Linked DNA regions of Homo sapiens: regions 1 and 2 are each linked to region 3. Evidence: chromatin contacts called from ENCODE Hi-C or POLR2A ChIA-PET data. All regions are on one chromosome and are shown on one strand. Each heading gives the region's core, a stretch centred on a gene start or an enhancer-like site at or near the end of the contact. The rest is flanking DNA. Distances are from core to core; before and after follow the strand shown.

Region 1 (4,552 bases), core at 1,585-4,084, 200 kb after region 3:
CATGCCCAGCTAATTTTTAAATTATCTGTAGAGATGAGGTTGCACTATGTTGCCCAGGCTGATCTCAAACTCCTGGCCTCAAGCAATTCTCCCACCTCGGCCCCCCAAAGTACTGAGATTATAGATGTGAGCCACTGAGCCTGCCTAAATTTGACTTCATAAAAAGAATTATTTGGCAACCACTAGATGCCAGGTTTGTAAGCTGAGAAGAAAGAATGAACAAAGAGGAAATAGTTGAAGATATAGGAGAAAAGGGATAGCAGACAAGGTCCCTGAGAAAGCGAGAAGGAAGGAAACTCAGAGCCCAGACGGAGGAGTTTGCCATGGCTGATGCAGTGAACTCTGAGGCACAAGGGAAGGCAGGCAATGGGAGAGGGAGCTGACTAGAAACAGGTAGAAGGGGCTGGGCATGATGGTTCATGCCTGTAATCCCAGCACTCTGGGCAGCTGAGATGAGAAGATTGCTTGAGGCCAGGAGTTCAACACCAGCCTGAGCAACATAGTGAGACCTCATCTCTATTTAATTTAATGTATATATGACCGTCAGGCCATGCCATAGCCCCGCTGAGCCTGGCGACCTTGGATCTTCAATCTCCCCAAGAATGGAATTTCTCCAGCATTGCTCAGTAACCTGGAGGAGGAGGCAGAGAGTCCAGAGTTTGGGGAGTTGAGGTCGGGCATGGTGGCTCATGCCTGTAACCCCAGCACTTTGGGAGGCCAAGGCGGATCAGCTGAGGTCAGGAGTTTGAGACAAGCCTGGGCCAACATGGTAAAACCCCGTCTCTACTAAGAATACAAAAATTAGCTGGACATGGTGGCAGGCGCCTGTAGTCCCAGCTACTCAGGAGGCTGAGGCAGGAGAATTGCTTGAACCCAGGAGGTGGAGGTTTCAGTGAGCTGAGATCATGCCACTGCACTCCAGCCTGGGCAACAGAGCAAGACTCCATCTCAAAAAAAAAAAAAAAAAAAAAAAAAAGTTTGGGGAGTTTAAAGCAGGTGGCATGAAAGAAAAAAATGGTTAGAGTTGGAGGCATTGACAGGTAACTTGGAAGACACAGCCTTCGGAGGGCTCAGCTGGGTGGGGAAGGAAGTGAAGCCAGGAGGAGCATAGGTAAAGAAAAGGGAAAGCTTGAGGGGCAGGTGGAACAAGTAAGAGTCTGGGGGTAGGAGATGGTGGTTAGGCTGGATTTGGAACTGAAATTCTCTTTAGCTTCTGTCTGCTCCTCTTTAGCTCACAGACAAAGCATTTAAGATTTCTTTGACAACCTGCGTTTCAGTAAATTCCACATATTTGTTGAAAGCCTATTGTATAGGAATCTGAACTGTCTTGTAAAGGGAAGTTTGTGTAGGTTGTTTCTGCCTAGTAGAAGATAAATTCTCCTGCAGCTGTATTCATACAGCTCTGTATCCTCCCACTTCAGCAGCAAACGTCACACTGCATCTTTAAGTCGATAACCTAAATATATATCTCACACCCTTTAGTCCACAGTTTCACTTTTAAGAATTTATTCTTATGAGTGTGTTTGCATATGTGTGCAACGACTTCGATACAAGAGTATTCATTTGAATACCATTTGTAATAGCAGTCCTAGGAGGGCTGACATCACTGAGAGGCTGGTTTAATAAATAATGGCACTTCTGTGCAATGGCATGCCATTGCATTCATCACAACAACAGGAAAATGATTTGGGTACTGATATGAACTTATTTTAAAAATGTATTACTTAGCCTGGGCACCATAGGGAGACTATGTCTCATTCATATATATTAGAGACTCCTGTAGTCCCAACAGCTTGATAGGCTGAGGTGAGAGGATCGCTTGAGCCCAGGAGGTTGAGGTTATAGTGAGCTATGATACCCACTGCATTCTAGCTTGGGCTTCAGAGTGATAACCTGTATCAAAAAAAAAAAAAAAAAAAAAGGAAAGAAAAAAGAAATGTATTGCTTACAGTGAAAATGAAAATAGGGCACAGAACAGGGGCAATGGTGTTTTATCTTTTCTATAAAAATAAAAAACACATATACACTTAGGAACTGGTGTCACTCCTGAGGCAGGATAGGGAGGAGGGACCTTTACAATTTTATGTGATTTTACCCTTAAAATTTGAGGAGAAAGTGAGAGAGAGAGGAAGAGAGACTTCACTTGTTAGTTTCTGGAGGGACAGGGAAAAGTACGACCTACAAAATGAAGCTCTAATGGTGGAATTTCAGGACTTGAACCCCCCGGCATCCCTCAGTAGTCACTATGCTGCTGACCTCTATCCAGCACCTCCCAGAGCTGATAGAAGATATGTCGCTGGCTCTAAACGACTGGACTTAAGAGGCCAGGCCTCTGGAAAGGGGGATGCATAAAGCATCTATGTACAAACACCTCACCAATCCATCACTGAGCTACTCAGCAACCTCACCAGAACATAGCTGAGAATCAAAACTTTTGGTTTTCTTGAGACAGGGTTTCACTCTATTGCTCAGGCTGGAGTGCAGTGGTGCAAGCACGACTCACTGCAGCCTTGACCTCCCAGGGTTAAGCAATCCTCCCACCCCACCCTCCCAGTAGCTGGCACCACAAGCATGTGCCACCAGACCCAGCTAATTTTTTTTCTTTTCTCTTTTTTGAGATGAGTTCTCACCATGTTGTCCAGGCTGGTCTTGAACTCCTGGCTTCAAGTGATCCTCCTGCCTCAGCCTCCCAGATTACTGGGATTACAGGTATGAGCCACTGCACTCTGCCCAGAACTTTTTTTTCTACTGACTCTGAAGTGTTACCATAGATGATACTGAAACTCATACATTTCCTTGCTCCTCAGTCAGAGCCCATGTTCCCCTTCTGGGGATCCACTTGGCCCTCCAGAATAAGTGTGAAGATTATTTTAAACCGAAGACACTAGAGATACAGCAGATGCAGAAAGAAGCCTTTTTGGAACTTCCTTTATTTCACTAAAAGGAAGAGCCTTCTGGGAGTAAAGTTGCCATAAATCTCCTCTCCAGAGGAGCTCACTCCCAGGAAGAACACCAACCACTCATGTAGACAAACATAAACATCAGCAACAAACTCCCATCTCTTCCATTTGTTTCTCTAAAAGTCCATTTGTCTTTCCTCAAATGTCCATGTGTCTTTCCCATAGAAGCCTTTCTCTCGCTCTCTTTTCCTTATTAGGTTGAGATCAATGAGCTTCTTTATCTGAACGTTCCTGCATGCATATAAATAAAACTTGTTTTCTTTTTCTTTTTTTTTTTTTTTTTTGAGACTGAGTCTCGCTCTGTCGCCCAGGCTGGAGTGTAGTGGCGCGATCTCAGCTCACTGCAACCTTTGAACCTACCGGGTTCAAGCAATTCTCTGCCTCAGCCTCCCTAGTAGCTGGGATTATAGGCGCCCGCCACCACGCCTGGCTAATTTTTTTGTATTTTTAGTAGAGGCGGGGTTTCATCATGTTGGCCAGCCTAGTCTTGAACTCCTGACCTCGTGATTCACCTACCTCGGCCTCCCAAAGTGCTGTGATTACAGGTGTGAGCCACCGTACCCAGCCAACTTGTTTTCTTTTTCTGTTTTGTTTTTGAGAGAGGCTTTTGCTCTGCTGCCCAGGCTGGAGTGCAGTGGCACAATCATGGCTCGCTGCAGCCTCAACCTCCTGGGCTTAAGCAATCCTTCTACCGCAGCATCCTGCATAGCTGACACTACAGACGCATGCCACCATGCCTGGCTAATTATGGGATCTCACTTTGTTGCCCAGGCTGGTCTTGAACCCCTGGGCTGAAGCGATCCTCCCACCTTAGCCTCCCAAAATGCCAGGATTAAAGGCGTGAGCCACCTCGCCCGGCCAAACTTGTTTTATTTTTGCCTGTTTATCTGTCTATTGTCAGTTAATTTGCGGGCCCCTGATCATTGGACCTAAGTCCTCAGTAGAGAAAAAGATTTTTATCCCATAAACCTTCCATACGGAGTTTTTAACTAAGCCTGGTTAACAAATTTTCTTTTTCTTTCTTTTTTTTTTTTTAATTGATCATTCTTGGGCGTTTCTCGCAGAGGGGGATTTGGCAGGGTCACAGGACAATAGTGGAGGGAAGGTCAGCAGATAAACAAGTGAACAAAGGTCTCTGGTTTTCCTAGGCAGAGGACCCTGCGGCCTTCCGCAGTGTTTGTGTCCCTGGGTATTTGAGATTAGGGAGTGGTGATGACTCTTAACGAGCATGCTGCCTTCAAGCATCTGTTTAACAAAGCACATCTTGCACCGCCCTTAATCCATTCACTGGTTAACAAATTTTCAAGCCAATGGGGAAAACAGCAAATTACAAGGGGAGAAAGAGATGATTTCAGGCAGAAGCCTTCCTTCAACTTCATTGTGACGGATGACAACCTAGCGTTGGAAGGAGAGAAAAAAAAATCCATTTAAAAAAATAAAAAAGCCAGGCATGGTGGCTCACGCCTGTAATCCCAGCACGGAGGCCGAGGCAGGAGGACCCCTTGAAGTCAGGAGTTCAAGACCAGCCTGGCCAACATGGTGAAACCCCGTCTCTACTAAAAATACAAAAATTAGCTGGGCATGGTGGTGCG
Region 2 (4,431 bases), core at 974-3,473, 170 kb after region 3:
TTTGTTTGTTTGTTTAACACAAGGTCTCACTCTGTCACCCAGACTAGAGTGCAGTGATGCGATCATGGCTCACTGCAGCCTCAACCTCCTGAGCTCAGGTGATCCTCCCACCTCAGCCTCCCGAGTAGCTGGGGACTACATGTGCACGCCATCATGCCCAGCTAATTTTTAAATTTTTTGTAGAGACAGGATCTCACTATGTTGCCCTGCCTCTCCTTCTGTATGGTCCTCCCCAAATGATTAAGCCATTCTCTTTGTGGGATTCTATTGCTGGTCGCTGCTGAAAGATTTTTTTTAAAGGTAAAATGATGATACTCATACAAATATAAAACAAACAGATGTCAAAGATTTTATTTAACTCATTAATTAATGGTTGTGAACTCCTGGACTCAAGCAAACATTCCACCTTGGCCTCCCAAAGTGCTGGGATTACAGGCATAAGCCCACACCCATCCAAAACCCATGTCTTATTGTCTTTGGCCAGAATGAATAAATGTATCAGTCTGAGTCCCATCAAGAGAGAAAAAAAACAGTAGTTCAAATAGAAAAAGTTTAATATAAAGAATTATTAACCATAGGCTGGGCACGATGGCTTATGCCTGTAATCCTGGTACTTTGGGAGGCCGAGGCAGGTGGATCACCTGAGGTCAGGAGTTCGAGACCAGCCTGGCCAACATGGTGAAACCCCGTCTCTACTAAAAATACAAAAATTAGCTGGGCATGGTGGTAGGCGCCTGTAGTCTCAGCTGCTCAGGGGGGCTGAGGCAGGAGAATCGCTTGAACCCGAGAAGGGAAGGTTGCAGTGAGCTGAGATTGCACCATTGCACTCCAGCCTGGGGGACAAGAGTGAGACTTCGTCTCAAAAAAAAAACACAAAAAACAAAAAACAAAGAATTACTAACCATAACATGGAATTAGACAGAGTAACCAGAGGTGGGGTAGTAAGAAATAAAAAGAATAAAAAAGAATATAGGAATAGCAGATATAATTGATGTGATAATGGCAGATTAATATTCTTAGGCCTCTGAGCCCAAGCCTGTGCTTATACATCCAGATGGCCTGAGGCAACTGGAGAATCACAAAAGAAGTGAAAATGGCCGGTTCCTGCCTTAACTGATGACATTACCTTATGAAATTCCTTCTCTTGGCTCAGAAGCTCCCCCACTGAGCACCTTGAGACCCCCTTTGACTATAATTTTCCACTACCTACCCAAATCCTATAAAACTGCCCCATCCCTAAGTCCCTTTGCTGACTCTCTTTTTGGACTCAGCCCACCTGCACCCAGGTGATTAAAAAGCTTTATTGCTCACACAAAGCCTGTTTGGTGGTCTCTTTACATGGATGTGCATGACAAATATAATATAAAAAGCCACCACCCCAGGGCTGAGATGTAGTACTTACCCTTGGGCTGAGATATAGGCCTTGCTGGAGAAGCATGGCTGTGACTCACTAAATATCAGAGACCTCACTGAGGTGCCATGCCAGTGGAACATGCTAGAAATCTGTCTTCTGGGGTGCTGGGGAGAAGGCTGTTCACAGGGAAGTAACTCAGTGCAGACAGTTCGCTACAAAACCATCAGAATTGGATACAGGGGAAAGCTACTGTACTAGGTGCTGCTGATTACACATTGCAAGAGACAGATACTGAGGAATCCAGCTGTGCTGCTGGAGTCTGGAGAAGCTTCAAGCACTGAAGGAGCTGTGCTGGAGAAGCCACCCTTGCTGCTGGCGTGAGGCACTGGGAAACCACATCCACCGCAGAAGCCTGGTGCTGGGGCAGGCCTCGCACACCGCAGGGGCCTGCAGAGCTGGCAATGGAACCAGGAAGCAAAACCCTTTTCCTCCTGCACTCATTCTTCCCTGGCCTCTACTGACAATTAAGTGCCAGATGGCAAAGGAACAAAATAAAGAAATACTTAAAAGGCCCAGATACGTTTTCACAGAGCAGGCAAAAAAGAATGGCTTTGGAGCTGACAGGCAAAATACCAATAACCAGCACAGACTTCCGGTTCCATTCCTCAGTACATCCACCAATTCCACCCTGCAGGCCAAGCTCATCCAACCCACCTTATTTTGTTGTTCATGTTCTGTTTTGTTTTGTTTTAGGCTTTTAGCAACCTGAAGCCATGGTTTTTAGTTTCTGTCTCTAGTGAAAAGCAGAAAAGAGAGATAAAGAAGGGGCTTTGTTAGCCCAGCCAGAAACAGAAACTAAGAACCCATGGCTGTGTTCTCTCTCGGACACCCCTGTTTAGGCCATTTCCTGCTACTGATTACCTGTTGAATGAAGAATGAATGGCCAGGTGTGGTGGCTCACTATAATCTCAGCACTTTGGGAGGCCAATGTGTGCAGAGGAAGCGGGGGCAGGAGTAGGGGAAATCACTTGAGGTCAGGAGTTTGAGACCAGCCTGGCCAACATGATAAAACCCTGTCTCTACTAAAAATACAAAAATTAGTCAGCCATGGTGGTGGGCGCCTGTAATCCCAGCTACTCAGGAAGCTGAGGCAGGAGAATCGCTTGAACCCAGGAGGCCGAGGTTGCAGTGAGCTGAGATCGCACCACTGCACTCCAGCCTGGGCAACAGAGCGAGACTCTGTCTCAAAAAATAAAAATAAAAAAAATAAATAAAGAATAAATGATGAAGAGTTAAGGGAAGAGCAGTGGTCTGGAAGGATCAGTTATTTGGACGCCTCCTCATCAGAAGTGAGTCATTTACATCTCAGAGACTGTCTAGGCTGAGCGACTTCCTTTGTTTTTGAGTGCCCACCTCTGCAGAGGAAATGCCTCTTTGGGAGCATTTCCCATGCTATAGGGGAGGGACTTCCAAACTGAATTACTCTCCTTTTCCTCAGCCAAAACGCATCTTCATGCCTCATATTTTTTCTTTTCAAAAATACATCCTACTTTTCTTACCAAATATGCACATAGAGGTGTTTTTGCTTATTTTTTTAAATAATGCTATTTTTCAATGTGGCACAGGACATGTTTGCTAACCAAATATCATTCATTCCTCTATAGTAAGTGAACAATAGATAAGTATATACTTATGTGAGGCAATTAATGCTTCAGTATATCTCCTTGTTTGGAAATAATCTATGAATGCAATGAATATCCATCATTTAACTTAGCAAAACTCTAAGGGTGAAAGATACCAAAGAGAGTTGTAGAATTATTATAATTCTCATCATTTTTTGAGACAGGGTCTTGCTCTGTCACCAAGGGTGGAGTGCAGTGGCACGATTACAGCTCACTGCAGTCTTGACCTTCCATGCTCAAGTGATCCTCCTATCACAGCCTCCTGAGTAGCTGGGACCACAGGTGCATGACACCACGCCCAGCTAACTAATTTGTTTGTAGACACAGGTTCCAACTGTGTTGCCCAGGCAGTCTCAAACTCCTGGGCTCAAGCAATCCTCCCACCTTGGCCTCCTAAAGTGCTGGAGTTACAAGCATGAGGTATGAGCCACCATGCTCAGCCTGGAGAATTATTTTTAAATAAACATATTACAAAACATAATGATTGGTGAAAAGATAAACAGATGTGAGATAGAAGCTTATAAATTAACTCAGCTGTTTTTAAACAATCTTGCTTGGATTAATCATAAAAATTCCATGAGACATAAACAGCTAGCCATCATCTTAAATTATTTTCTTGCTGATAAATTTTTTTTTCTGGGGCGTTCCTGAGTTTATTTGGGGCACACCCGGGCGAGGGCCCTGCACCTAGAAGAAGGTGTTGGGCCTCTTGGTGGTGAAGCGTGGCTTGTGCTGACGGCGCAGGACCCGGTGGGGCAGCGGGAACTTGATCTTGGAGTCGTGGAACTGCTTGACAGCCGGCCGGCGGCACTTGCTGGCCGCGATCTCCTCCACCTTCATGATCTGAATGGAGTGGGCCCGGCCGCCGTGCCGGGCGCTCATGTCTCGGTAGCACCGGGTGACAGCGCCTGCGGTGGTCAGGTCCCGGTATTCCCGGTACATGTTGTGGGTGCCGCTCCGGGAGTCATAGCGCAGCCAGATCCCGAAGTTCTTCACCCGCAAGGGGAACTTCTCAAACACCTGCCCACAGTAGACAATCTCCCCTGAAGACTTCTTCATCTTCTTTAACTGAGATACGAAGTACCAGAAGCGGGACTTGGCGACGACATGATTAGGCGCAAAGATTCGCATGCGGTAGAGGGGTGGTGTGTGGCATTTGGGGGTGGGCAGGCAGCGACCCACTACTTTGTACTCTCGTAGTGTGCCCGAGGCCTTCATGGCGTGCTCTCCGCGTTCGCCGCCACCCGCAAAAGGAGACTTGCTGATAAATTTTGTAACATAAAAACAACAGGAACGGCTGGGCGCGGTGGCTCACGCTTATAATCCCAGCACTTCAGGAGGCTGAGGCGGGTGTATCACCTGAGGTCAAGAGTTTGAGACCAGCCTGGCCAACAT
Region 3 (4,677 bases), core at 1,806-4,305:
GGGGGATGGGGACAGGGGAACATAGGCAAAAATACACATGTGCCACTGGATCCTGAGCTGCCATTGTACCTTGGAGGACTGGCGTTTCTCTGGGAAGTTGGGAGGTGGGAAGAGGAAGGGTCTCATTTTCCTGCCCCTTGAAACCATGCTTACCATTCCTTTAGAAGATTGCTCAAGCTGCCTCCAATTGCCTCTTTCCAAAACCAAAGCATAGGAAAACAAGTAAAAACAGCTGAGGCTGCAGCATAAGCAACTTAGGATAGAGTCTAGGAAGCACCGCCAACAGAGAAGACTGCCAAGAAACATTTTGAGTTTTTCTTCTCTGGAGGTGGGTCCTGGTTCCTCCCATGGAGACCACGATTCTGTGTAGTCCTGCACGCTGGGCGGGGGATTGCCTGGAGGTTTCTTTAGACCTGTCTAGCTCACACAGTCTTGATGCCTGGGTTTTAGGCTGCTGTACTGTTGCTGGGGCTCACTTCCTGTGGGTAGGCTGTTATTTTGCCCGCAGATCAAGTCCTCACTGTCTAGATGCCTCTATCATGGGGATCTCTTCTTCCCTCTCTGGATGGCTCTGATCCCCAAGTTATTTCCTGTTGCCTAGGTAACACCTCTAATTGGATGCCTTTTAATCGTTCCCTTTTTTAAAGGGATAAATGTGGATTTTATTTCCAGGTCCTGTCAGAGGGCCCTGCCCTAGAGAACACGTGCGCCCCTGCGTGGGCAATCCCTTCACTGTGACCGCAACCATGGGTTGGATGGGGGGCACTCACTGGGCTGGCCTGACAGTCACAGTGAATCCTGAAAGCATGGTTTTCACAGGAACCCACCTTCAGGATTTAGCAAGACTGACGTCTCTCCTGGCCAGCGCTGCTTCACTGGCTTCACCCCAGATTAGGGCCTGTGTTTAAAAACCAATCCCAACTCAAATCAGAAATTACCCAAAATAGCTGGAGAGTCACTGAGATCTCAGGTAAGCTTTCCCTTCCTGCCATGAACTAGAAGGGGAAAGAAGAGTTTGACATTCAAGTTTGACTCTAATGCTGGGTGCGTGAGCGCATGCGTGCATGTTTGTGTGTGTGTGTGTTCCACGCACATTTGCCAGGGAGAGAGATTTCACAGCATGGCTCCAGCTGGAGGCGGTGAGGCGGTGCTTTTCTAAGACTTCCTATCAGAAGCTGTGCATACTGGTGGGTCACGCCGTGCCTGTATAAACTCTGGCACCTGTCCTTGCCCTCATCATATATGAGAAAAATGGGCAGAGAGAGTGTTCGTTTACACCCCCAGACCACTATCCTTTCAATGAAGCCTGGGTATCTGGCCTTCCTCCAGGTCAGGGACCCCCTATGCTGCAGAAGGCAAGTCTGGGAGAATCTGTCCCTCAGCCCGAGAGCAAAACTGTAATCCTAACATTACTTCCATCCACCAGTTTCACCAGCTACCTCCCTCCTGCCTTCCTCTGCCTCCAATAGGCTGTGCATGGAGAAGACAAATCCTCTTGATAAACAATATTTAGAAAGGGATTCTATCTTTCCTGACCCCAAACACATCATGGCCTCTGGAGCCAAATACCCTGACATTTGCAAGATGGCTTCTTTTGGGTTCCTGGTGCTGCAGGCCCTGGTTCCCAAGGACGCAGCTGGCAGAGGTGCCTCCTTCAGAGGAGGAGGAGGAGAAGCTGGAGGGCTGCGCCCGGCAACCCCATGATCTCTTAAAGGGGGAAAAGTTGAACTGATCAACAGTAGTTAAGAAAAAAAAAATCCACACCAACAAATAAATATCTTGTCTGAGAAGACTCAGATATTCCTGGTTAATATTGAAAAGCACTGCTGTGGATGAGCTTGTGAAAGAAAGGACGGTTGGGGGATTCAAGATCTGCCGATCCGAGCCTGGAGATCAGCCAGCTAAAAGCCCAGCAGGGCTCCTGCAGCCTCACCGCTCCCCTCCTCACAGGTGCCCTGGACCGCCCACCATTAGAAGTAGCTGCCCTGTGCTCTGTGCTAAATGGACTAACTCTGAGCTGAGAAAGGCCAGCTAAGCCCCTCACCACTGCAATTTCCAAATCTGGGGGAAATGCCACAGTCCGCAAGTTGGTGCTATGTTTCATCTCATTGCATAATACTACACCATTCTCTGTGTGTAGTGGCTGTTCTATATATATACATCGGGAGGCAACATATGGCTGTCCCAACCCCCACCTGTCAAAACTGTGACTATATCACTTCTGACGACCAGAAGGAAGCTGCTAGGCTGGGCCAGGATTCTAAATGCTGAGGAGGTAATTCAGAGCCACGAAAAGTTGCACCATATGCTTTGGGGTTGCCGGCTGCTTCTGTGCATGGGGACGGGGTTTAGTGCCAGTCTGCAAAACCCTCCTCGCTGCGGTATGCCCTGGGTGTGGGCCTGGGGGGCCACGTTTTCTCTCCCTGAAGGAGAATCTGCTGGGGGCCACGGTTCTCCAAGAGGGGACTCACAAGGAACACAGGCGTCCCCAAAACCTGCCCTTGATAACATCAGGCCTGGCCAAATAGTATTTCTTTAAAAAAATTTTTTTTGTTTCATTTTATTGGATAAAGATTAAGAAAGCGCCAGCAGTGACTGAGAGAAGCAAACCACGCCCGGCGGCCCCGCGGCCTGGAGAGGGTCCCCGGCGCGGGCGGACGGGCGGTCTACCTGGAGGCGCTGGTCTCGGCCAGCCGGTTGTTCATGATGCCCAGCGCGCCCACGCCGCCCGAGAAGCCGTTCTGGCGCGTGTTGACGCACACGCTGCGCGGGTAGCCGTTGGCCGTCTCCGACAGCTGCTTCTGCAGCAGCGCCAGCGACACCTTGTTGGAGGCCGTGAGGTCGCGCATGGAGATGAGCTCGCCCGAGAGGCGGCGGCCCTCGGCGTCGCTGTCGCGGGCCGCGGGGTCGGCACCGAGCGCGGCCAGGCGGCGGCGCAGCCGGGAGCCTGGGGTGATGGCATTGCGCCGGGCCAGGGGCGCGCCAGGAGCCGGGCAGCAGCGCGCGCAGCAGCGGCAGCTCAGCTTGCGCAGCATCCAGTTGAGCACCTGCTTGATGAGGATGGAGATGACGTTGAAGAGCGAGTAAATGCAGCACACGCCGAGCAGGATGAAGAGGAAGTTGCCCAGGCGGTAGAGCCCCTGGTTCCGGTAGGCGGCGTGCTGGCTGCTCACCAGGTCCCCGAAGCCGATGGTGCTGAAGGTGACGAAGCAGAAGTAGAGCGAGTCCACGTAGTCCCAGCCCTCCACGCTGGTGTACATGGCCGAGGCGCAGCAGGACAGCAGCACGGCGAACAGGCCCAGGATGAGCAGCACGTGGTACACCGAGGGCTTCCAGCCCGCCAGGCTGTCGGCCTCCGAGAGCGCGGAGCCGCGGCGGAAGGTGGCGGGCAGCAGGCCGCTGCGGCGCAGCTGGCGCTCCCGGCAGGCGCGCATGATGAAGGCCAGCAGCGAGATGATGCGCTCCAGGAAGAGGTTGAAGAACAGGATGGTCCCAGCGCAGCCGAACAGCCCGTAGGCGATGAGGAAGGCCTTCCCGCCCACCGTCGCGGGGGTGGTCATGCCGAAACCTGTGGAGACAGGGCAGGGTCAGCGCGGTCCTGGCCGCGCAGGTGGTCCTCACTGGGCGAGGGTGGGGGGTGTGGGGGCGGGGGCATGCAGGTGCTTGCGCGGCTCCTATCTCGAGTGGCACCACTCAGGTGGAGGAAGAACAGCACTTAGTCATTTATCTCCCTTGGTGGCACTTAATAGGTTTCCTGATCTTGGCAGCCCCTAAACTGATGGAGGAGACATGGCCCTTCATCTTGGGGACCTATAAACCCAAGTGGTTGGGACAGGTAGTCACTAGGAAGGACCCATCATGACACAAAAAATAGAAACCACTGCTGCACAGGTGCAAACCACTGAGCTACCCACAAAGCCAACAAGGGACACCTGCTCTCCCACTCCTCCAAATTTTTTTTTAAAAACTGTCATCTTTATTTTAGTTCATAAATACATTAATATACTAGTCTAGGTGAGTTTTGTTGGGTGAATTACAAATATTTACATTAGAAATCAAAACCAACATAGATCTCTTCAAAGATATCTAGCTTCTTATGTGCTTGTGCACTTTTTATACCAGTCTTGTTACTTGGAAACTCCACTGCCTACTTGAGAATGGTGAAAAAAGCCAAGTAATCTTAGTGCTGTGACTAATTTTCACTTTACAGGCACTTCGAAAAGGCCTTTGGTCAAACGATCATATTTTCTTTTTTGGGGGGATAGGTTCTTTGTCACCCAGGCTGGATGCAGTGGTACAATCATAGCTCACTGCAGCTTTAAACTCCTGGGCTCAAGTGATCCTTCCACCTCAGCCTCCCAAGTGATAGGACTGCAGGTGTATGCCACCATGTCCAGTGAATTCTTTGTTATTTTTTCTAATGGCAGAGAAAGGACCATATTTTCTTAGTCTGCCAACATTTCATGCCTCTGGAATTGGGCCTAAGGCCAAGTGGGTAGTCCGTCACTTCCCTAGTTCTTACAGTGTGAATATGGGGTGACAAGAAAATGTGCATTTCAAATCAATTCCCAGATGACTCCAAAGTCTTACATACTAGAATAGCAGACTTTTCTGTTCAAAGGGCAGTTTTTAAAGAGTTGTCATATGTGCCCAATTTTTTTTCCCAAGTGTGCCATA

Evidence for each region. A loop is a pair of places that touch in the nucleus more often than their neighbours do. ChIA-PET counts read pairs that join two places held with the same protein, here RNA polymerase II (POLR2A). Pooled maps may share reads with other maps.
Region 1: a loop to region 3 is called in a pooled map, with 9 times the contacts of the local background. The contact joins two enhancer-like sites. A Hi-C loop is called at or near these places in 2 of 168 maps with a recorded cell type or tissue (B cell and OCI-LY7), 11 of 37 single-sample maps with no recorded cell type and 8 of 50 pooled maps. POLR2A ChIA-PET finds 5 or more read pairs at or near these places in 4 of 52 experiments (GM12878, OCI-LY7, activated CD4-positive, alpha-beta T cell and 1 more).
Region 2: a loop to region 3 is called in a map with no recorded cell type, with 6 times the contacts of the local background. The contact joins two enhancer-like sites. A Hi-C loop is called at or near these places in 2 of 168 maps with a recorded cell type or tissue (B cell and OCI-LY7), 3 of 37 single-sample maps with no recorded cell type and 4 of 50 pooled maps. POLR2A ChIA-PET finds 5 or more read pairs at or near these places in 5 of 52 experiments (A673, OCI-LY7, WTC11 and 2 more).

What each region holds. Positions count from the first base shown.
Region 1 is chr2:47,717,776-47,722,327 of GRCh38, forward strand. No RefSeq gene overlaps it. Among named protein-coding and RNA genes, the nearest start is that of MSH6, 63 kb to the right of the region's middle. RefSeq lists enhancers at 1,106-1,155, 3,705-4,510. Within about 2 kb of position 2,835, at least 2 of the 41 ENCODE cell types and tissues checked have a DNase peak (open chromatin) inside an H3K27ac peak, as active enhancers do; they include GM12878 and OCI-LY7, where a contact is called at or near this core.
Region 2 is chr2:47,686,993-47,691,423 of GRCh38, forward strand. It overlaps a transcript of MSH2 not described here and the pseudogene RPL18AP6. Among named protein-coding and RNA genes, the nearest start is that of MSH6, 94 kb to the right of the region's middle. RefSeq lists an enhancer at 3,970-4,431. Within about 2 kb of position 2,224, at least 2 of the 41 ENCODE cell types and tissues checked have a DNase peak (open chromatin) inside an H3K27ac peak, as active enhancers do; they include OCI-LY7, where a contact is called at or near this core.
Region 3 is chr2:47,518,241-47,522,917 of GRCh38, forward strand. It overlaps KCNK12 (potassium two pore domain channel subfamily K member 12), which reads right to left. Exons shown (of 2, transcript NM_022055.2): 2 at 1-3,568. The coding sequence ends at 2,667. It also overlaps a transcript of MSH2 not described here. Among named protein-coding and RNA genes, the nearest start is that of MSH2-OT1, 7.0 kb to the right of the region's middle. RefSeq lists a silencer at 2,699-2,968. Within about 2 kb of position 3,056, at least 8 of the 41 ENCODE cell types and tissues checked have a DNase peak (open chromatin) inside an H3K27ac peak, as active enhancers do; they include GM12878 and OCI-LY7, where a contact is called at or near this core.